Regions from separate parts of the Homo sapiens genome. Here region 1 is linked to region 2. The links are chromatin loops, found by intact Hi-C in ENCODE. Cell type or tissue: heart left ventricle. All regions are shown on one strand. Each heading gives the region's core, and the rest is flanking DNA. Links, peaks and the distances in the headings are about the cores only. Region 1 overlaps CSMD2 (CUB and Sushi multiple domains 2). Region 2 holds the start of CSMD2 (CUB and Sushi multiple domains 2).

Region 1 (11,568 bases), core at 2,071-10,070, 510 kb after region 2:
ACATGTGTACAGTGCCCTATAAAGCTAGAGATGAAAGCTAAGTCTGATTTTAACTGGGAAGGAAAAAGATTGATGCATATTTGACTTTACAAATAAGTTCAGTAGCTGTCAAATGTTGATATGTAAACAAATGAGTGTGCCTGTGTTCCAGTAAAACTTTATTTACAAAAATAGGCATAGGCCCAGATATGGCCGTGGGCCATAGTTTGCTGTATGCTTCCTTAGGTGTTATTGAGTAGAAGGTATCAGATTGTGTAACTCAAGACTCGTATACAATCCCAGAGGTTATAATTAGTGACATCAGTGTATACAGTTGCCCTAGGCTGCCGCTTCTCAAACTTTTCCGCTGATGTCCTCCTGATAGCAGAAGAGAATGGGTGTGCATCCTCAGGATGTCTGGTGGCTGTAGCAAGCACAAAATATCTTTAAGGCTTCACATTTTTGCTTAAAAACTAATATGAATTTTACCTTGTAATCCAGAATAAATTCTTTTGTTTTAGTATAAAAGTAGTTTTTCCTTAAATTGTTGAGAAAACTGATATTCCAATCAAATCAGTATTATTTATCCTGTGGTTTCAAGAACCTCCTTGCCCTAGAGTGCCCTGAGCACAGGCTATGAGGGATGACATAGCTGGGGACTGGGACCGGGCCCCGCTGTCAGCTCTGGGCTGTGGAGGCAGCCAGGGTTGTTCCAGCTCTTGAGATTCCTTTCTCTGGACTAACTCTTGCACCCATTCCTCCGGTGTGTTTTCTCATGCCACATTTGTTCATTTATTCACCCACTCATTCTCCTATTTATGTATTCCTTCCATCTAGCATTCATTCAGTATTCGCTTATAAAACACCTGCTCTATGTTAAACTAGGTTAGGTAATAGACACGAAGACGTCGCAAATTCCTGAGTATTTTGAATTTTTAATATATCTCAGCTATTTTTGAATTCTTCTCTGCCCACTTGCTACAAATATCTGACTTTTCTTCAAATATGGTTTCAGTCTAATGGATCCTTGGTTGTCTGCCATTGCAAGAGAGAGCATGATCTTGACCTAACTTCAGTAACTCCCGGTAACCTCACAACCACTGCTTAGCATTTAGGCAGGCCAACTCGCAAAGTCCTTTGCAAACCCTTCCAATTGAATACATGGAGTTTATTTGTTTGTTTGTTTTAGAGATGAGCTCTTACTCTGTCACCCACACTCGAGTGCAGTGACATGATCATGGCTCACTGCAGCCTTAACCTCCTGGGCTTAAAGGATCCTCCCACCTCAGCCTCCAGAGTAGCTAGAATAACAGGCAACTATCACCACACCCAGCTAATCTTTTTTATTTTTTTGTAGGGTCAGGGTCTTGCTGTGTTGCTCAGGCTGGTCTCGAGCTCCTGACCTCAAGTGACCTTCCTGCCTTGACCTCCCAAAGTGCTGGAATTATAGGCGTGAGCCACCATACCTGGCAGCATGGAGTTTAGACTTAATTATCTTGTCACTTCCTCCTTCTGATCATGTTAGTTACATTATACAAAATTGCAATGCTTTGTTTATGTAACAATGCTTGTATTCTTAAGCTGAATTCAATTCTATAATTATAACAGTATAATCATGCTTAACTCATAGCATCTCATGACAGGCAGATGACAGTAATGGTGAAGGTACTGGAAGAATGGTAGTGGTGATATCAGTGAGAGTGACAAGTGTGATCACAATTGGTGGTGGAGGCAGTGATAGTAATGGGAGTGAGAATAGTGGCACTGTGGCTACAGCTGATGATGATGATGGGGAGGTTCTGGTGGTTGTGGCAATGCACGGATGATGGCAATCAGTGAGGGTGATGAGCTGGGAGCCTCCTGAGTGGCAGACACCCAGGCGACCTTACCCTCTCTTCTATTTCCTTGCCCCAGTGTCCACAGCAACGTCCTGCAATGACCCTGGGATCCCGCAGAATGGGAGTCGGAGTGGTGACAGTTGGGAAGCCGGCGACTCCACAGTGTTCCAGTGTGACCCTGGCTACGCGCTGCAGGGAAGTGCAGAGATCAGCTGTGTGAAGATCGAGAACAGGTTCTTCTGGCAGCCCAGCCCGCCAACATGCATCGGTACAAAGCAGCTGCAGGGTGCACTCTGCTCTTGGGGCTCACAGTTGTGTGCTCCAGAACCTTCCATGCACAGCAGCTGCATCTTGGGCCTGGGGCCAAGAGAATTGAAACAGACAAAAGTTGCAGAAAACCCATTGTTTACCCTGCTTTGCATGCATGTGTCCCCACACGCACTCACTCACGTTCACACTCTATACACAGAGCACTACAAATTCCTCACTTGCTAAAATTGTCCCAGAGATTTCCAAGTCAGACAGGTCTGTCCCTTTCTCTCTGGCCCAGGCTGTACAGGTCAGAAGGAGGACAGTGGGTCATCTTGGGTAATAAAGGCTAACAGATTCCGAAATGACCCTTCTATTACCTGAAGCAATAGAAGGGCACCCACAGCCTCAGAATGTAAAGAAAAGAACCTTGCTTTTGCTGTTCTCAAGGAAATTATTGGTTACCTGGGTTTTGGTTCTTTTAGGTTTTAGAGATAGAGTCTCACTCTGTCGCCCAGACTGGAGTGCAGTGGCACCATCACAACTCACTGCAGCCTTGACCTCCTGAGCTCAAGTGATACTCCTACCTCAGCCTCCCAAGTAGCTGGGCTTGCAGGCCTGTGCCACCACACCCAGCAAATTTTTGTATTTTTGTTGTTGTTGTTGAGATGGAGTCTCACTATGTTGCTCAGGCTGGTCTGGAACTCCTGGGCTCAAGTGATCCTCCTGCCTTAACCTCCCAAAATGCTGGGATTACAGGTTTTGTTTCTTTAGATCTGTCCTCAGTCTTAAAACCTTCCTGTATGAGAGATGAAGACATGAAGGACCTGAGACTTGTCTAAGGTCCCATCACTTAAAAAGGGTGGGGCCTGAAAAATCCTGCCTCTAACTACTTGAGACTGAGAGGAGGAGGGAACTTGAAGGGAGGCTGGGATGGGAAAGAAAGGTAAATAGATAGAGACAAACCCTCCAGGTGCCCACTTCCACATGTCTATTTTGCTCAGGTGAAATAATGAGTGTTTATCTCCCCTGTCAATGCTGGCTGTTAGAAGAGAAGAGAACCCATGGTCACTGAGTCCTTACTGTGTACTTGCCCCATACTGGACATTTACTTAGATAACCTCATTTAACTTTCCCAACAGCTCTCTGAAATTAGCACCATTTCCTCATTTACACTTGAAACTGAAACTTAGACAAATTTGGATATCTTGTCCCAAATCACAGAGCTAGGATATGGCAGAGCCAAGATTTACACCCACGCCAGTCTGAATGCAAAGCCTCTCATTTTCCTACCTCCCACACTGCCTCCCCTGCTGGAGATGGGTGTAAGGGGCTTCCTGAGACAGCTCCTGCAGGAGCGTCTGCCCTGGCCTGCACCTCTCTCACTCAGGCTTAATGGGAGGCAGTACGCTGCCCAGGCCTCTGAGGACTGGCCTATGACAGTCATGGCTCTGAGGCCTGGCCCTGAAGTTGACACACTAAATCCTGCTCCTCAGTGGGAATTAGGAGCCGCATAGGTATGTGGGGCAGGAGGTTGAGACCTGGGTTTCAGATCCAGCTGAGTTCTTCACTACGTATTCTGCTGTGTAGGGAACAGTATGGGATACTGAAGTAGACACATCCAGATTTACTTTCTAGCTCTGCCATTTACTACTTTGGTGACCTTGGGAAATTACTTCAACTCTCTGAGCCTGAGTTTCCTTATCTCTGAGGGTAAATACACTTCCCTTATGGCATTGTGGGGTGAGGACACGCCTAACCCCAATCTCAAGAAATACTAATTTCCTTCCTTTCTATCTTCCTTCCTTCCTTCTTTTCATCCTTCCCTTCTTCGATTCCTTCTTTCAAGTCTTCAGACTCCCTTCCCCTTCCCTAAGCCAGAATTCCATCTGCTCAAGGGAATTCTGTTGAGGCCCAGGAGAGAATCTGGGAACCTCTGAGGCTCCTTCCAAATTCAGCCTTCTGCAAGGCTGTGATTCCTTAGACTTATTTTACAGAAAAGCAGGTCCTGAGATGAGATTGTCCCAAGTGGAGAAGGAGGATTGTGCTAAGCTGAGGAGAGCAATAAATGTGCAGTGGGTAGGGTGGAGAGGTTAATTCAGTTTTCATCACCCGTTCTTCTACACTCGGCTTTGGGAAATGTTCCTCAGGCAACAGAATAAATGCCTTTGCCTCTTCTCTCAAATGAACTGGAAATCCCAGTGACATGCTTCTGATTTCCAGCTCCCTGGGCGTTCTGCCATGAGCGGGTCTAGCTGGCCCTGATAACCCTTCATTACAGGGAGGAAGCAAAGGAAGAAAACAAATACTCATTGGATGCTGTCCCCGTGATAGGCACCGGGCTAAACATTTTAGCTACATTATTGCAGCTGAAATCACTCTGTGGTGAGGTTAGAGCTCGGGATTCCACTCCCTGGCTCAGGTCTGCCTTCACCACAGCAAGCTGTGTGGCCTTAGACAAATTGCCCAACTTCCCTGTGCCTTAATTTCCTCACCAGTAAAATAGTGAAAATGGTAGTACTTACCATCTAGCATTGTTTTGAGGATTAAAAAAGAAAATACTATAAAGCAATAAGAACTGTGCCTGGCTCATAGTTAGCACTGTGTATGTTAGAAGCCATTATCATCATTATTCTTTTACTTTCGAGATGAGGAAATAGAGGCTCAGAGGGGTGGACAGCTGGCCCAAACTCACACAGCCAATGAGTGGCATTGTCAGAATTTGTGCTCAGGATTGTATGACTTCCAAATCAATGCCCTTTCCACAACTCTCACCCTCAGTCCAACCTGCCCACTTCTTGGCTGTCTAGAAGGATCTGCAGCTTGCACCCACTCCCATCTGGGCAACCATGGTTTAGTAAGCTCAAAAGGACCCCTCGACTAACCCTGAGCAGTAGGAGCCTTCCTGTTGGCGAGGCAGCCCAGGGATCCAAGCAAGGCCTTGGGGCACAACTGGCAGCAGCCAGGGAAGCCCATGCCCGATGCCATGGAACTATCTAGAAGAGATCTGTGCCCAGACAGCAGCCTAGAACCCAGAGACACTGATAGTACTTTGGGGGTTGGTGGGAGAGTAACAGGGGCAGTTTCAGAAACACAGAGACTCACCCCATCTGTGGCAAACTTAAGGGAAGAAGCCCCTGAGCTGGCAAAGGGACGTGGAGGCTGGGAACCAGAATGGAGGCCTCGTTGTGCCCCCTTGGGAAGATTTCCCCAGAGTTGGGACTTCTGATATGACACTGGCTTTCCACTCTCACTGGCCACATCAGACTCTGTTTCTAGGCTGGCCTGGGCAAGGCCACGCTCCATGGACTGGACATTACAGTCTTGCTTTGTTAAGCTCAAGGGTCTAGACTGATTGTACTGGCCTCTGCTTGGCCCCACTTATCTAGCCCTCTGCTCCTGAAGGATTCAGTGGTGGAGACACAAGTGAGACATAAGCAGACCCAACTTAAGGCACCACCTCGCTCAGAAGCTCCTGCAACAACTGTGCTCTCCCTGCTGGCCAGCGGGGAGAAGCACGCCTCCTCTACTCTGGCTACTGCTACCGACTGTATGGAAGTAGAAAGGGGGAAAACAACAGACTTTGGAGCCAGTCCCATGTGAGTTTGAGTCTCAGAGTGACTCTGGGCAAGTTACTTAGGCTTTCTGAGACTCACTTTCCTCCTTTATAAATCAGGAAGAATAATCCATTGCTCATTGAGTTGTTAATGAGACATAAATGAGATAGTGTATCTAAAATGTGATTTGTTAAGTCTAATACGTAATAGATGCCTATTTGAGTGTTTCTGATACTCAGGATGGTTCTTGGGATATATTTTCCCATGGAACAAAAAGCAGACTACTCATGACCACTCGGATTTTATGTTCAGCCACATTAGGGCTCTTATGGCCTGACCTGAAGACCTACCATTTGTTTGAGACCCTGTTAGGGATTGACCCAGCCCTTTAAGCCTCACCCTGAGTAAAAGCCACAGCCAGAGGTGGCTCCATGACACAGCTAAAGTACCAGTGCTCAGCTCTATGACAAGCCAAAGGCTGCTCCTAACTTTGGAGTCAGGTATACCCTTTTGCTCCCCCCACAAAGACTCATCTTGGATTTTCTAGCCAGCCCTTAAATGGCTCTCTGTGTTCCTGTGGGCTCAGTGTTGACAACCTCTGATGGTGCCCTGTGGTTTCCAGACCAAACCATACCTATAGTCTTGGCCATCCTGCTAACGACCCCACACGCTTCCCAGCTCTTACTCTATCCAGTCCTCATGCCACGGTACAGCAGCCCCAGCCATGGAGGAAGAGACCTGATCCAGGCTCTGGGGAAGCTGCCCCAGAAGGTCCCTAGGTAAATAGGTTGCTGTGTCACCTGGCCACTTTCTCCCTCCCCACCTGCTTGAGAGACCTGTCATCTCAGGGGAGGGCGACCACGTAGACTGATTGGGGATTAATAATAGCTCCATACAACTGAGGTACACACATACTCTTGGACAAGGCCTTTTGGAAAGTTGGAAAGTATCTGCAGCCGCGAGCAGATGCCAGGAGCACTGGCAGCGTAGGAGACCAGCTGCGCTTGGCAGGCGAATGTGAGCCTGTTTCCCACTCCTCCTGACATTGAGTGCACGGGAACTCACAGTCAGTACCCACAAAGCTTGCCGGGAAGCCGATGTGAGGCAGTGAAGGAAGGCCATGTACTTCATAGGTGTACAGACAGTGCCGGCTCCGTCTATCAACCATTCACTCTCTACCAAATACTTCAGCAGACATCTCCAATAATCTTTACAACCACCCCACAGAGAAGATATTGTCTCTTTTTATGATACGGGAGAGACATCGAGGGCTAGAGAGGCTAGATGAGTTCCCTGAGTTCACACAGCTAGGAAGTAGCAGGGTCAGGTATTTTTAAAGAATAATTTATTAGGCCGGGCGCGGTGGCTCACGCCTGAAATCCTGTGACTTTGGAAGGCTGAGATGGGTGGATCACAAGGTCAGGAGATCAAGACCATCCTGGCTAATACAGTGAAACCCTGTATCTACTAAAAATACAAAAAAAAATTAGGTGGGCATGGTGGCGGGCGCCTGTAGTCCCAGCTGCTTGGGAGGCTGAGGCAGGAGAATGGTGTGAACCTGGGAGGCGGAGCTTGCAGTGAGCCGAGATCGCGCTACTGCAATCCAGCCTGGGGCTGGGGGACAGAGCGAGACTCCGTCTCAAAAAATAATAATAATAATTTATTGAGGTGAAATGCACCTAACATAAAATTACCTGTTTTTCAATGAACAGTTCAGTGGCATCTGGTACTTTCGAAATGTTGCGCAACCACCACCACTATCTCTGAAATATTCCCACCCTCCAAAGTAGAAGTCCATCATTTCACCTTCTCCTGAGTCCCTAAGCCAGGTTCAACTTCAGCCTGTCAGCCTCAGCCTCTCCTCTCTCAATAGTGCATTAGCAACACCCATGAAAATGAGCCCAGGGTGAAGAGGCAGCCTCACCCTCGTCTTCTTCTCTCCTCAGCTCCCTGCGGGGGAGACCTGACAGGACCATCTGGAGTCATCCTCTCACCAAATTACCCAGAACCCTACCCGCCAGGCAAGGAGTGTGACTGGAAAGTGACCGTCTCACCAGACTACGTCATCGCCCTGGTATTTAACATGTATGTACCTTTCCCCCGGGTGGGAGACGAAGGGTTCAGAGTGGCTAGGGGCTCTGGGACCTGGGTCTCCAGGTGAGTATTCACAGGTCTGTAGCAGAGTTCTCAGCTCCAGGGAGGTGAAGAAGCCGAGAGAGAGAGAAACTAGCATTTATTGAACATCTACGTGCCAAGCACTGTGCTCAGTGGTCTCATGCATATCATCACATCTAATCCTTGTAGTAATTTGTGAGGAAGCAATTATTATTTCCTCTCTACCTCTGAAGATACTGGGACCTGGAAAGGAGGCCTTTGTTGGATGCCCTTGCCCTGCCCTCTGCATTCCCAGTCTGCTTCCCCGGCCCCTTCCACCCCACTCCAGAGGTATAAACAGGCGGGCTTGGGTCCCAGGCACCCCCCCCAATCTAGCTCCTGCACTTGCTTTTCCATTCCTGCTACAGAAAAGCTCTTCAAAAGAACTGCCTCTGCCTTTCTCTACTTCCTCACCTCCCGTTCACTCTCAACCCCCTGGAACCTGGTTTCTGCCTCCATGGTTCTACTGGAAACTCCTCTGATAAAAGCCACCCACGAACTCCTGGTTCCAAACAAAATGGGCCTTTCTGTGTTTTATCCACTCCACCTCTTGATCACCCTTTCCATCCTTAGACTGCTTTTTCCCTTGGTTTGTGTGAAGTTACTCTTCCCAGTTCTCCAAGCTCTTCTGTGACTTCACGTGGACCTCTTGTTAAACCATCTTCTTTTGCCGGGCTTTGTCAAAACCTCCTCTTCTTCCCCTACACCCCTTTCCTGGACAAGTTCGGTCATTCCTGTCTCCACTCTCCTCTTATAAGTGGAAGACTCCATTCTGCTGCCCACCCTGGCTTTATTCTGAGCGTCAGCATCGCTATCCAGATGTTGGGCATCTCTGTCTGGGGCCTGCAGACACTGCAAATGAGCATGTACAAAATCAAGCATATTTTTTCTCCCCCAGAAGAGCTCTGTTCTGAGCCTTGGGGCTGGCATTGACACCTGCTCTCACGGCTTCTTCCACTAGCAGCAACCAAGGCATGCAGCCTCTATCGCCTTCACTCTCCTCATGTATTTCCTCTTCTCCATCCTCCTAGCTCCTGTCCTGGTTTAAGTCCTATCATTTCCCATCTAAATTACTGCCCTCATCTCCTAGCTGGTTCCTCTGCCCCATCTTGCCTCCCATGCCGATCTCTCCCTTAGCTAGCTGTCAGAGTGATCGTGTCACTCAAAAATGCTGAAATAACCACCCTACTTTCCATTTTAACATCCTCTAATGACAGTGCTCAGCAATAAAAAAGAATGAACTACTGATACATGCAACAACGTGGATGAGTCCCAAAAATATTATGCTGAGTGAAAGAAGACAGACATAAAAAAGTACATAATGTATGATTCAACTCCTATAAAATTGTAGGATCAGCAAAACTAATCCCTGGTGAAGAATTCTAATCAGTGTTGGCATCTGAGGGTAGGGAAGGTTGAATGGGAAGGGGCATTTGGAACTCTCTGGGGTGGTGGGACAGTTCTGGGTCTTGATATGCATGTGTCAAAACTGATAGAGTGGCACACCTTAGGGCTGATCATTTCACACGGTGTAAATCATACCTCAATTCAAAAACAAAGAAACAAACAAATAGATCCTTTATTTTTAAATCCTATCATGGCCCTCTATTGCTTATAATAAAGGCCCAAACTTTGGAGTTTCATTCCAAACAATCTGGTGCTTGCCTACCTCTCCAGTCAGCCCCCCACCCCATCCTAAGCCCACCCCATCCTAAGCCCTAAGCTCCAGCCAGATGGAACTCCTTGCAGTTTCAGGGCCTCACGGATTCTTTCATGCCCTTATGACTTTGCCTCTGTTTCTGCCTTCACAGCAACTTCCTGTTCCCTCCTTGTCCTATCTGTAAGGGTCTTCTCATCTCCCAAGACTCAGTTCAGGCTTGATTTCCTCCATAAATGTTTGATTTTTCATCCTCCCCAAGGAACCTTGCTTTGTGTTTCTGCTCTGCCTCGGGCTGACTTCATACATTATTTTGTTGTTGATATATCTGTCACTTCCTACAGCACCATCAATTTTTGAAGGCAGAAGTGGTGTCTTACATGTCCCCATGTCCTTGGCACCTTGCACAGTGCCTGGAATATCGAGGGTGCTCAAAATTTGATGATGGAAGGGAGAGACAGAAAGAAGGCAGTTAGTTAGGAAGTGGTGATGCCATCATTTGTGACCAAGACTCACTCCCTCCGAAACCCTTCGCCGGTGACTTTCAAAAGAGCAGATGTCAAGAAGCTGAATTACAGGGGCAAGAAGACCGTGTCACCCAGCCATGGTGTGTTGACCCCGCAACTGACACCAGTGTGACAAGGTGCCAGGTGGGAAGGAGGCCAGTGCGCATCTGGCTCTGTGCCCCGTGCCTCCCAGTCCCCCATCCTGTCTCTTAGCCAGCCTTATCTCCTTTGTCCTAGAGATGTATGACCTCCTCCCCCTGCTATATATCTTAGCCAAAAGGTAGAACAGTCATTTTACTCTCAATCTCAAATAGAGTACAGTAAGTCCTCAGTATCATCAACAGGTTCTTGGAAACTGTTGACTTTAAGTAAAACAAAGTATAGCAGGTCTTCAAATGTTTCCTTCAATGTCATTTCATTATATTGTTTTTGTTTTGTTTTGTTTCTGAGACAAAGTTTCATTCTGTCACCCAGGCTGGAGTACAGTGGCACAATCTTGGCTCACTGCAACCCTTCCTTCCTGAGTTTAAGCAATTCTCATGCCTCAGCCTCCCGAGTAGCTGGGATTACAGGTGCATGCCACCACACCCAGCTAATTTTTGTATTTTTAGTAGAGACAGGGTTTCGCCATTTTGGCCAGGCTGGTCTCAAACTCCTGGCCTCAAGTGACCTGCCCACCTTGGCCTCCCAAAGTGCTGAGATTACAGACATGAGCCACTGTGCCCAGCCTGTATGTTGATGAGAAATAAACAATTGGTTTTGTTATATGTCATTTCACTTAAAGTCATGGTTTCTGAGAGCCTGTGGACAATGCTGAGGACTTGCTGTATCTGAGTATCCCAGACCATGGCTGGGCAGGAGCAAATTTGCATCTGAAATCTATTCTCTGCAAGCTCATTTACTTTTCTATTGTTTTCATCTTTGCACACTTGATTGGTATCAATTGCCTTTGTTAGATATATACTTAAGAGTGGAATTGCTGCACCAGAGCACAGGCATACAGGGGGGACTTCAAAAAGTTTGTGGAAAAATTGAATTTAAGATGAAAATAAAAAATATAAACTTTATTACTCAACATAAACTCCATCAAGTTCAAGACACTTTTGTAACCAACTATTCCAGTCATTTTGTCCATCCCTAAAGAACAGAGGGTCCTGGTAATTTAACCATGTCAATGTAGTCTTTTTTACTTTATTAACGGAAGAAAAAATGGGTGCTCTTTAAAGATTTTTTTAAGATTAGAAAACAAAAAGCAATAAGAAGGAGCCAAATCAGGACTGTAAAGTGGATGCCTAATGATTTCCCATTGAAACTCTTGAAAAATTACCCTTGTTGGATGAGAGAAATGATCAGGAGCATTGTTGTCGGGCAGAAGGAGTCTCTCTCGAAGCTTTCCAGGCACTTTACTGCTAAAGCTTTAGCTAACTTTCTCAAAACAAACTCCTAAGAAGCAGATGTTATCATTCTTTGGCCCTTCAGAAAATCAACCACAAAATGTCTGGAGCATCCATAAAAAAGAAAAAAACCCATTACCTTGACCTTTGCTCCACTTTTGCTTTGACTGTACACTTCCATTCCCTGGTAGCCATTGCTTTGATTGTGCTTTGTCTTCCGGATTGTACTGGTAA
Region 2 (11,568 bases), core at 1,478-9,477:
CTGGCCCCCTTTCCTTTTTACAGCCTTGCCTGTGCTCACTATACCAAAAGCTCTTTCCCCAACTTTGCATGGCTGCCTTGCTTAATTCTATTATTATATTAATTAATTAATTAATTAATTCATAGACAGATAGTCTGGCTCTGTCACCCAGGCTGGAGTGCAGTGGTGTGATCATGGCTCACTGCAGCCTTGAACAGCTGGGCTCAAATGATCCTCTGGCTTTAGCCTCCTGAGCATCTTGCTTAATTTTAGATCCCATCTTCCACCGTTGCCATCTCAGAGAGGCCTTCTCAGACCATCTCCTTAAAGCACATCCCCATATTGTTTCTCCTAGCACCATAAACTTTCCTTTTGTAGCATCCTTAATTAGTAACTTTATGTGTATTTGTATACATATTTTCTGCCTTCATCAAGTCAGGGACTGTGCACTAGGTGTATATTCATTGTCTAGCACAGCACCCAGGCACATAATGATGCTCAATAAATATTTGTTGAGTAAATGAATCTTCATCTTTTCAAGGTCTTTATCCATGTCTCAGGTTCCAGACCAAATCCTACTTTCCTTCTTAAATTAGCCTTCTGATCCCCCAAGTCCAGGAAAAGCTCACTGTCTTGACATGCCTCTCGGTAGCATGCCGGTTCTTCAGTCATGGTGATTATCGCTGTCTGACGGTATCAGTTACGTGTGGGTTTCCACCTCTGGCCTGCATCCTCCCAAAGCAGGACCACACACTGTGCATCTCTGCAGGGCCCAGAGCACAGCCTCGCTCAGGGCCCCCGAGCACAGGAGGCGCTCAGTGAAAGCACGTGGACCCAAATAGATCAGAGAGCAGGAATGGCGGAGGATGTGAGTAACTGGGCCTTTTGCAGGGATAAAATAGGTGCCCTGCCCTCCACAGCCCCCAGGGAGAAGGATGACAAACGCTCCTTTTGCCCGGGAAAGTTCTGGGGGTAAATCTCATCTGCCCGTTGCAGCCACAGAGCAAAGTTCTGGAGCTGAGAAGAGGGTAAGAGAAAGCCCATTGGCCTGCAGCCCCAGAATTACAGAGCAGCCCAGACTCTCTTCTGCCCAGCTGTGGGCTGCACAGGAGGCCTGGGCATCTCTGCCAGTTCCTTTCTCTGGAGGAGAACCCCGCCTCCAAGAGAGGGGTAAAGTCGGAGCTTAGAAGCCAGGAGCCCACCCCCAGGCAAGCCCAGCTAACAGCCCCCAAGGCCACCACCACCACTCACTGCTGGCGTAGTCAGTCCCTTCCTCCTCTCCAGGGCTGGTGGGAAGGCTGAGCCCTCTCTTTCGGGGGCTGAGTCTGGACAATGGGAAGGGAGAAGCCCCCTCCTCACTGCCCCGGGAACATAAAGCAGGCCTTTCACTGAGGAGTTCTGGCTGCTTCGGTTGGTTCTTGGCACCCAGCAAGGCGGCGTCGGGAGGGGCGGGCATACAAGCGTGTTGGGGGTGGGGACCAGGCCCGCGATTCTGAGGAGATTCGCCCGCCCAGGGCCACCGGGCTGGCTCCCCAGCTGTGGGATGAGCTCATGCAGGGAAACCGGAACAACTTGGGGTGGGGGGAGGGAGGAAGAGTGGCATCTAGGAGGCTGCGAAAGCGTGGCTCTGGGGAGGAAGTTTTTCATGGGGAGTAGGGACAAGCCTCCACTCCTCCAGCCCTGCCCCCGCCCCCCAATTCATATCGTCAACTCCACAGCCCCTCTTCACACCCTTCCTTGGATGGAAATTCCTGGCCACGCTGACAGCCGGCCAACCTGGGTCGCCAGCCACCCCCAGCCTGGCTCGCCATCCCTACAGTCCCTCTCCACACCCTTCCCCGGAAATTCTCAGGCCCCACCGCCCGCCGGCCACTGCCCCCTTGGCCACACAGATGCCAACGCTCCGTTTTGGCCAAATCAGGCTGCCCTAAGCCCGGAGCACAGCTTCTCTGGGGTGTGTCGGCAAAGGGGGCGGGGGTGCCCATCGCAGGTGCCTTTCCACTGCACGCGCCAGCAGAAGCCTCCTCTCTGGACCTTGCCCCTCCCAGTTTCCTCCAGCCTCCCCCCATGAAGCGTCTCTTCCCTCTCGCCGAGAGTTTGGCGTAGACAGCGAAGGAGCCATCGTGACTGGCGGAGAAGCCTGGAGTAGACGAGACAGAGACGGCGACCGAGTCGGGTGGGGGATGGGGTGGGGACCGACACTAAGCCCTTGGGGCCTAGAGGCAGCCGCTACTGGGGAGAGGTGGGGAGCAGCTCACGTCCTTGGGAAGAACTCTCTTGGTTTGGGGCCTTGGCTGGGAGGAGGAAGGGGAGAAGAAGAAGTAGGATCCGATTATTTAAATTTGGGGATAAATTGTACTAGTAACTCTTGCACCGTCCTTCCACCAACCTCACTCCCCACCCCCAACTCGCGTGCACACAGGGACCGCCTCTGCCACCCTGAGATTTTTGTCTTAGGGTAGGAGTGGGACCGCACTGGGTCAAATGAACCGGTTCCCCCCCCTCCCCACCCCACACACAACCCCCCTCCACCGCCCTCCAATTCTTAACCCTGCCTCTGTCTACGCACACACGCCCCTCTCCTGGGATGGGGTAGGAGGCTATTGTGAATGAGGCTCATAAGCATCGCCCCCGGCCCTAGATGGCAAGTTCAAAGCCACCACCCAAGATCAGCTGGTAAGAGCCAAGACTTGGGGAACGCGTCCTTCTTTGGTTACCTTTTCCCAGACAGGATTCCAATTTCCAAACGTGGAAGAGGTGTGCGTGTATGTGCCTGTGTGTGTGAGTGCGTGTGTCTCTGTCACTGTGTGTGTGTGTGTGTGTTTGTGTGTGTGTGTGTGGAGAGGGGGGTGTATTAATGGGTGATGTTATAAATGAAAACAGGAGGACTGAACTTAAAAGAAACTGGTCAATTGCAAAACAGACACGGATAAACAACCCTTTAGATGTAATTTGTGGTTTATCTGGAGGTGGAGGTGGCGCTGAAGAGGAACCCCCGCCCCCCAATATTTTATCCTTAGCTGCGCCTCCACCCCCAGCATTTGGAGCGGCGGAGAAGCGGCTCCGGAGTGATTAATCCGGGGATAATTCACCCCCTCCCGCCCCCCGGCGCGAACCCCGCGAAGCGGGATTGGAGCGAGTCATTTCCGAGAGCGCAGCGCGCCTCTCCCCGGCCGGGCGGACACTTGGTTCATTCCAGCCGCAGAAGCTCAGGGCTCCCGCGTACCGGGATTTTTTCCGAGCAGAAAAAAGCTCCAGAGCTCTCCTGACCTCCTTTCTCCTCGGCGGCGAGCGGAGCCTCTCCCTCGGCGCTGCCGGCCGCGCCATGCCGCGCTCGCGGGGACGGGAGCTGGGGCGCTGCGGCTGCCCCGCGGGGAGGGCTCGCGGCGAAACCGGGATTTCGGCGCTTGTGCCGGGCGCCGGGAGCCGCTGGGGCCGCCCGCCGCCGCCAACGCCGCCGCCTCTGCTGCTGTTGCTGGGCTGTGGGTTGCTCAGCGTCTCGGCCGCCGCGGGTGAGTCCAGCCGCGCCGAGGAGCCAGCGGCCGCCGCGCGCCCCACCCGAGCCCCGAGCCCACCCATCCTCGACCCGGTCCCAGTCCCTCCCCCCGCCTCTATCCCTGCCTGAATCTCCCACCCTCCCAGTTGCCTACTCTCATTCTCATCCCTGCCTCCGTCTCCCACCCCACCCTCAGCCACGTCCTCACCTCCACCCTCACCCTCACTGCTGCCCCAACCCCAGCCGCAACTTGGACGGATGCGGCCGGTGTGGGGGCCTGGGAGACAGACATCCCCGCCCGGGGTTGCGGGGCACCTGGTCTGTGGCTTCAGTTTCTCCAGCCTCCCAGCCCCCACGGTGCTAGGCTTTTTCCCGATAAACTTTCCGGGAGCCCTACTCCCCCGGCTCCTGATTCTGCCAGGCACGCTGGTCCTGGGGGCTGGAGAGGAACCGTGCGCCCCCTCCCCATTTCTGCGTCTGCAAGGTCTGCCCTTCCCTGCCCCCGCCCATTTTCTCCAATTGAAACCGGTGCCCCCTCTGGAACCGACTGCAGACTGCGGCCGCCATCCCCCTCCTCAAATGCTACCCCTCCCTCGGCGCTCGGAGCTAGGAGGGGGTTCAGGTGGACGCGTGCCCACGGTGGGGGTCCCGCGCATTCCTTGCAGGAGGGTGCAGGTGGGGGCTGGAGGGTGTTGAGGGATGGGAAGGAGGGGGTGGGGGTTGTAGCCCGAGGCGGGGGAGGGAGTGCCGCCGCCAGGCTTCGCGCTGCCACATTCCCCTCGGTGCTCACTCCGCGCCAAAGTGCCCTTTCCCGCGCCCTGCTGCAGCCGAGCGCCTCGGCTGCGGCAGCGGCAGCGGCGGCGCGGGCGGCGGGACCAGCTCCCGACGACCGAGTCCGGGAAGGGGCAGATCTAGCGGGTGCGGAGAGTCCCGGAACTTCGCGGGTGTCTGGCTGCAGCTTGCAGCGCGCGGGGGAGGTACGCGAACCTTCGAGGGAACCCGGTCCCCTGTGGAGGCTACTGGCCGCGACTGGTGCCCTCCCGCTTTACCCACAGCACCCCTCCGAAGCTCAGTTCTAGCTACAAGCTAGAAAGTTCCGTGTGCCCGGGTGGAGACGGGTCCAAACCGGGATGCCTGGAACCGCATTTTCATTTAGCCCGCGAGGCTGACACCCACTGGGGGAGAAACCGAAACACCTGCTGGCCAGGCCTAGACCTAGGGCACCTTCGACCTGGAGCCGTGTTTTCTTTTTTGTTTTTGTTTTTGTTTTGTTTTGTTTTGTTTTGAAACCACCGATTGAACCTCTGAAGGCTTGGCCTGGACCACCCCAGTTCCCCTTCTTGGGAAAGTGCGCCTCTCCTCTGGCAGGTCAGTGAGTGGCGAGCTCTCTGGCCCACTCTGGCCTTCAGCGTCTTGTGAGTCTGTCCTCGCAGACCGTGTCGCCCACCGCTTAACCGCGGCATGTTGGGGTTCTTGGTCAGGGAGGGCGCCCCGAGCCAGCTCTGGCTCTCTCATTCCTAGCTGACGGGACTTTCTTAGGTTCTGCTAAGAGTCATAGCCACCGACACCCAGAGAGGGGCGCCCGCGGTGCGCGCGCCTGGGAGCTCTGGCCTCTCGCACACCCACACCCACTGGGAGGCTGTGCATACCGACGCTGCTGGTCACCCAGACTTGCCACATGGGCGGTGGGGGAATCGCTGCTACCTCCCGCCAGGCCTCCCGGACGTACGTTGAGGCGAGGCCGGTCTCTGGCTTAGCTGATTGGAGAATGTCTCGGCATCGGACTGAATTGTTTTTCTGGCTAGATTTGTCCCTGCCCCTTGGGCATATCCTGCCCCTAGGGGAGAGAAAAAGGCCGACTCACCGGCGCTTGCACCGCTCAGCGGTGCTGGAATCCTGCCCTATAGAGATCCATTTGCTCGCAGCTCCTTGCTCAGTAGAGAAGTTGCGGGGAGGGGGCCTTGTGTTCATGGCTTGGGGTAGTTCCTCTCCGGCAGGCCCTGCTCTGGCTTGCAAGCTTCCAGTACATTTCTTTTCTTTTCTTCTCTTTCTTTTTAAATTTTTTTTAAGACGGAGTTTTGCTCTTCTCGCCCAGGCTGGAGTGCAATGGCGCGGTCTCAGCTCACTGCAACCTCCGCCTCCTGGGTTCAAGCGATTCTCCTGCCTCAGTCTTCCGAGTAGCTGGGATTACAGGCGACCGTCACCACGCCCGGTTAATTTTTGTATTTTTAGGAGAGATGGGGTTTCACCATGTTGGCCAGGCTGGTCTCGAGCTCCTGACTTCAGGTGATCCGCCTGCCTCTGCCTCCCAAAGTGCTGGGCTTACAGATGTGAGCCACCGCGCCCAGCCCAGTACATTTCTTTTTAAGCCTTTCCCGCCTTTAGATGGGCTGTTTGGCCTTGCAGGCAGCAGAGATTTGGAAATGGACTTGGTGACAGAAGATCGGCAGGATTTGGTACATTAGAAGGGGAAACACATTCATTTTGTGTTCAGTTCACACTGTTGAATTTAAAAGATGCTCAGGACTGAACCGTCTCCCTTCCTCGGCTCAGTGATCACTGGATAAATGAATAAAATAGTTTGAAAAAGGGGAGTCTCCTCACCCACCCATACCTTCTCCCCTCAACCCCTTTAGTCCTTGTCCTGCCTTGCACTCCCCCTCCCCCTCCCCACCCCAGCCTCCCTGGAGACTTCCCACCAATTACCTGCTGTCCCTATCAATCATCCTCCCTTTTTTTTTTTTTTTTTTTTGAGAGGGAGTTTCACTCTTTTGTTGTCCAGGCTGGAGTGCAATGGCGCAATCTCGGCTTGCTGCAACCTCTGCCTCCCGGGTTCAAGTGATTCTCCTGCCTCAGCCTCCTGAGTAGCTGTGATTACAGGCGCATGCCACCATGCCCAGCTAATTTTGTATTTTTAATAGAGAAGGGGGGTTTCTCCATGTTGGTCAGGCTGGTCTCGAACTCCTGACCTCATGATCTGCCCACCTTGCCCTCCCAAAGTGCTGGGATTACAGGCGTGATCCACCGCACCTGGCCACCCTCCCTTCTTAAAACACATTTCCCTTTGACCTGTGAACAGGCTCATCTTTACCACAAAACAAGCCAAGAAGCCTTCTTGGCCCTATTGACCTATCTAAGCCACTGCCCCATCTCTTTTTGTCTTTTAGTCACTTCTCTTCAAAGGGGTCTTCATGTCAGTTTTCTCTACTACCCGTCACTCCTTACTTCAACCTCTGTCTCCAGGATGACACTGGAACACTCTAGAAGAGAGCACCAATGACCACCTCAATTGCCAAATACATTGTACTTTATCTTTATTTTCTTTTATCTCTCTGTGGCTGTGGCCACTTTGGATGAATTTCTCTTCCTTGGGCTTCTGGGACACTATGTTTTACTGATTTTTCTCCTATCTCTTGCGTGTTCCTTCTCAGTCTCTAATACTAACACTTATTCCCCTCCCTGAAGTATAGTGTCCTGCAGCATTTAATTCTTTGTACTTTTTCCCATTCCTTTTCACCACTCTCTGGGTGAGCTCATCCTTGCCCAACCCTTTCACTACCACACTCTGAAGCTTCCAGACAGATCTCTTCTGCCAAGACATCTCTCCTGAAATTCATCTATTGGCTTCCTGGTCCATGGGAATTCTGGGTCTAGGTAACCCATGTATCCAGCTGATCCTTGGACATCTTCACTTAGATATTTCCCTTCCAGAGCAATCTTATTAGCTTCTTTCTTAAGCCTCCCGTATTTCCTTTGTGAGCTGGTGGTTCCTGTAGCCTCCCAGTTATGGAGCCCAGAAACCTTTGGATTATCCTCAACTCCTTCCTTATCATATGGTCATCAAATTCTGTCAGTTTCATATCCTCAATTATTCTCGAACCTAGCTACTTTCCTTGAGGAGCTCTGAGCATTGAAAAAGCTATCATGCCTTCCACTCCCTTACTAACTAATTTTTAAAAAGCAATATTAAACTATAAGTAGATAGTTTAAGTAGATGGAATTCTGACAAAGTTCTGATTTTTCCCGTGCCAATTACATCATGGCTTTAAAAAAATCAAATGCCAAATTAAAAAAATTTCCCCTGCTTTGTATGTTGTCTGAGTGCTTGCTTTTAGTCAGCCTCTTGTAGACTAGAGCACTGACTGTACTCAATGTTCTACTGTAGTACAAACTGAATTGTATTAAAAAGCATTTATTTGTCTGCCTTATATATTAAAATGTGAGCTTACTGAAGGCAGGGATGGTGCTTTATTTCTCTTGGTATCCCCATATCCAGCTCAGGTTCTGGCATAGAATTGGTGCTTGATGTATGGCTGTTTGATCAGATGATTTTTACAGTTTTCTTTTTCTTGGAGAGTTTTCCAAGGACTGATAAGACTAAATCGGGGGTCAAGGAAGCCAGCTGGTTTGCAGAGGTAATAAGATGACAAAGACATCTGGTCCCCTGTTCCTTTCCCCACAACTAAGTATCACCGTTTGGTTACAGTTCCCTAGGTTCTAGAACCAATGCAACAATAAGCCCTTGGCATACCACTCTCCTCCAACCCTGAGCCAAGGAAAGGCGTTTCACTACTCAGTCACCAGTGTGTGTATGAATTTGAATTTCCATTTGCAATCAAGCTGAGGGTTTATGGTTTTTAAAAAATGAGCTGACTGCAGCGGAGAGTGCCCACCATATCTAGGGCTGGTGAGTGTGTGGCTTTGTTGAAGGTGAGATTAGAATCATGCACCAGGGACTGGAGGACCAAATTGCAGGGTCTTGGACACTGCCTGGTTTGGGTTTCTCCGGCAGAGCCCAGCAGGCAGCTTCAGCAGCACCCCCTTCACCCTCATTCATGTGCCTGACCTGCCTGTTTCACCCTCATCATCACGCCAGCAGGATTAAGGGAACCTGATTGCTCCGCAGAGCCTTGCTGGAGACCCAGCTGATCTTCAGGCCTCTCTAGGGCTCAGTCTCCCTGCTGTAAAAAGGACAAGTAATTCCTGAGTTTTTGGAAGGATTAGAAACCAGAGATGCAACGAGTCCAGTGCCATACCTCATCGAATGTGCCTATTAAATAGAAGCTGGGGCCAAAGGAATCAGCCAGGAAGTCTATGTGCCCTCACCATGTCCTTCCCCACCTACCATGCTCAGAGAGCTGTTCTGGACACCCAGGGGAGTTATAATAACAGCTCATATTCACTGAGTACTCACCGGCACTGTCTTAAGCACTTGGATGTATTAACTCAATCCTCTCAGCAACCCAGTGAAGCCTGCAGTATTATTATTCCCATTTCATAGATGAAGAAACAGGTTCAGAGAGGACACATAACTTATCCACGCACTAAGTAAATAGCCGAGCCACAGTTTGGATGCAGGCCTGGCTGACGCCATATCTTTTACTCATAACCTTGTTGCCATTCAACTTCTTGGGGACCCAGCTGGTACCACGTCCCTGGAAGCGTCTGCCCAGGCTGCCTTCTTTGGCCTTGCTCTTCCCACTGGGCTGTCCTCATCAGTTATACTGTGCTGCTTTTGAGGCCTGAATCCCACACTTCTAATCCTCAAGCAGCTATTGTCCATTCCTTTCCACCACAAGCTCCTGGGTGGGGGGGGGGCAGGCTGTAAAGTCATTCTTGGTTTCTAGCCCCAAACACCCATCTAGATGGAACTCTACTGTGGGTTCTTACAACTCCTCACATTTCCTTTGTTGTCAGAGTCATCAGGACATATTGGAATTTCTTGCTTAGTGAGGTGGTTATCTGTCTCATTTCCCTAAAGGACTGTGAACTGAGGCAGGGCAGTGTAGAGCACATAGTGGACACTCAGTAAGTGTGCTGATGAGACAGTCAGAGCTGATGAGACAATCAGAGGCAGGTTGTTTGGAGCCCAGGGCTCCCTTTCCTTTAGACCACCCTGTTGGGCATTCCCAAGGGCAGCTGGGGGCTGGGAAGACTGGAAACGGGTTAAGGGGCATCTTCAAGTAGGAGGCAGCCCCAGGCCCATCTGCACAATAATAATAGCTCTCCTTTACCGAGTGCTGGTTAAATGCTTTGTAGACATTACCATTTAATTATCACTGTAATATTGTATTTGAAGATACTGAGGCTCAGAAAGTAAGCAGCTGGGCCAAGGCTGTAGAGCAGGTAGGTAAAGAAGGCGGGATTAAACCTCAAGTCTACCTGACCCTAGGGCCCATCTTTTTGGAAAGCCCTTGTTACAGTGCTGGGCCCATTGTTACCATTCAATACATGTTAGATACTATTACTATTACTACAACTACGGTCTACTTGCTTTCAGCACCAGCCTCTTAGAAATATAAGAGAAACAATTCATACACTCTGCCACTCTCTGGCACCACTATACCCAGTGGGGGGAGTCTTTTCTCTTTGCTCCTCTGGCTGAAAGCACACACCTTAGAACCTGGTCCCCTCACTCAACCCATCAACCCAGCTCAGTGCCCTTCATCCAGGAGGGTAGGGAGGGAGAACCCTCTACCTCGAGAATGCACTGCATTGCCCTCCCTGGATTTATCTCCTTGGGTGGCATATGGCCTTGCACCCCTCCTCTCCATCTGCTGCAGTGTCGTGAGAGCTTCCCCAACAACAGGGGAACATCGGGGTGAACCTGCAAATAGAGGATTATTTCAGAGTCTTTATGCTTACAAAGACTCTGTCTCAGGGTTCACTCGCTTTGAGAAGGGCTTGGTTTTCCCTTGGACCCACAGAAAGCAAAGAGTGGGCTATGCAACGTGGGAGTTTCTCTACTTGAAAATGATGGCGTGGCTCTCAGAGCTCTTTTCTTACTCTTGTAAGTTAAGAGAAACAAAGGAAACTCATATTTATTTTTCCCCTGGACTCTAGAGAGCTCAATCTCCTGGACTGTCTTTTCATACTCCTCTTCTAAAAATGAGATTCTTTATCTTCTTTTCTTCTCTCCCACCCAAACACACACTTAGTTCTTAGAGCTTTGGGAGAAGGTGAGACCCCTTTGGCCTTCTCAGGTAGCTTAATGTCACATGAAAGATAGTCATGACCCACTATACATCCACAAATGTGAACTTTAGCCAAACAGCAGATGAGAGGGAAGGAGATGGAGTGGAACATGATGGGGTGGGATTGGAGAAACAGCCTAATTTGAGGTAGACTGAGCTCAAGTAGGAAGGTGTAAGTTGGGTAGGATCAAAGGTGGGTTGGGATGTGTTGGCACAGGATAGATAGAGTGAGACAGGTGATGGAATGGAATGGGATAGGATTGAGTGAGATGTGATGTCGGGGATGGGATCGAGAGGGTGGGGTGTGCAGTATTCAGGGGATTGACTGGGATGGGGGGTGAGGTGGGGAGGGAATGTGTTAGAAGACACTGGGGTGGGATGGGATAAGATGGGGTGGGTGGAGTTGGGGTCGAGTAGAATGGAACAATTGGGATATGATGGAGGGGAGGTGAGATGTATTGTGGTAGAATGGCATGAGATAGAGGTGAGTCAGATTTATTGGGATGGTTTGGGTTGGTTGAGTTGGAACAAGAGACTGGGAGATAAGATGGGGTTATTATATAACCAATTGAATAGGCACCAACTGAGTGGACATGAGGAAATGGGAAGTGAGGGAGGGCACTGGAAATACCTTGACCCGCCTCACATTGTTGTAGCATCTTCATCTTCCTGACCAGGACTTTGTGAACGTTGGTCAGTTTCTTTCTCACCTGAATTGTGAAATTTCCAGCAGACATAAAGTCTCCATTAGCCTTTGGTCCCATAAAGCATGAATCCTAAAATGCTGGAGGCTCCCTTTTCCTGCCATAAGGGATCATTCTTCAGGGAGACCCTGGGAGTCCCATGTGGCCACCACCAGGAAACCATCCGAAAAATATGCCTGGCACAAACCAGGAACCCCAGGGCAGCTCCTATCAAGTCCACCATCAGAGAAAGACATTGTGCCTACCCTAGAGCTAGCACAGTGGCTCCACTCACAGAAAGGAAAGCCGAGGATGGAGTAGGGGTTTACCTCCATGGCCCCCTCTGCTGGGCGAGTCTCTCTCCTAGAGACTCTCTTACTTTCCACCTGTTTGTGTTTGTATTGTTGGAAAATTTTAAACTGAATTTGTCTTTCAA

The links. A loop is a pair of places that touch in the nucleus more often than their neighbours do. Peaks named below come from ENCODE experiments on the same cell type or tissue, not always from the same donor. Only the 100,000 strongest peaks of a DNase experiment are listed, where the experiment ranks them.
Region 1: a loop joins it to region 2, with 3 times the contacts of the local background. A loop is called at or near these places in 3 of 110 quality-filtered maps.

Annotation. Positions count from the first base shown.
Region 1 is chr1:33,648,463-33,660,030 of GRCh38, reverse strand. CSMD2 (CUB and Sushi multiple domains 2) reads left to right here. Exons shown (of 71, transcript NM_001281956.2): 27 at 1,894-2,085; 28 at 7,570-7,708. Among named protein-coding and RNA genes, the nearest start is that of ZSCAN20, 180 kb to the right of the region's middle. In heart left ventricle, for the core only: a CTCF peak has its summit at 5,573; a DNase peak (open chromatin) is centred at 4,319; H3K27ac peaks cover 248 bases.
Region 2 is chr1:34,156,834-34,168,401 of GRCh38, reverse strand. It overlaps CSMD2 (CUB and Sushi multiple domains 2), which reads left to right and starts at 3,172. Exons shown (of 71, transcript NM_001281956.2): 1 at 3,172-3,491. The coding sequence starts at 3,305. It also overlaps a transcript of C1orf94 not described here. RefSeq lists enhancers at 4,662-4,721, 5,142-5,271. In heart left ventricle, for the core only: a CTCF peak has its summit at 5,050; DNase peaks (open chromatin) are centred at 3,131 and 5,081; H3K4me3 peaks cover 3,346 bases; H3K27me3 peaks cover 4,451 bases.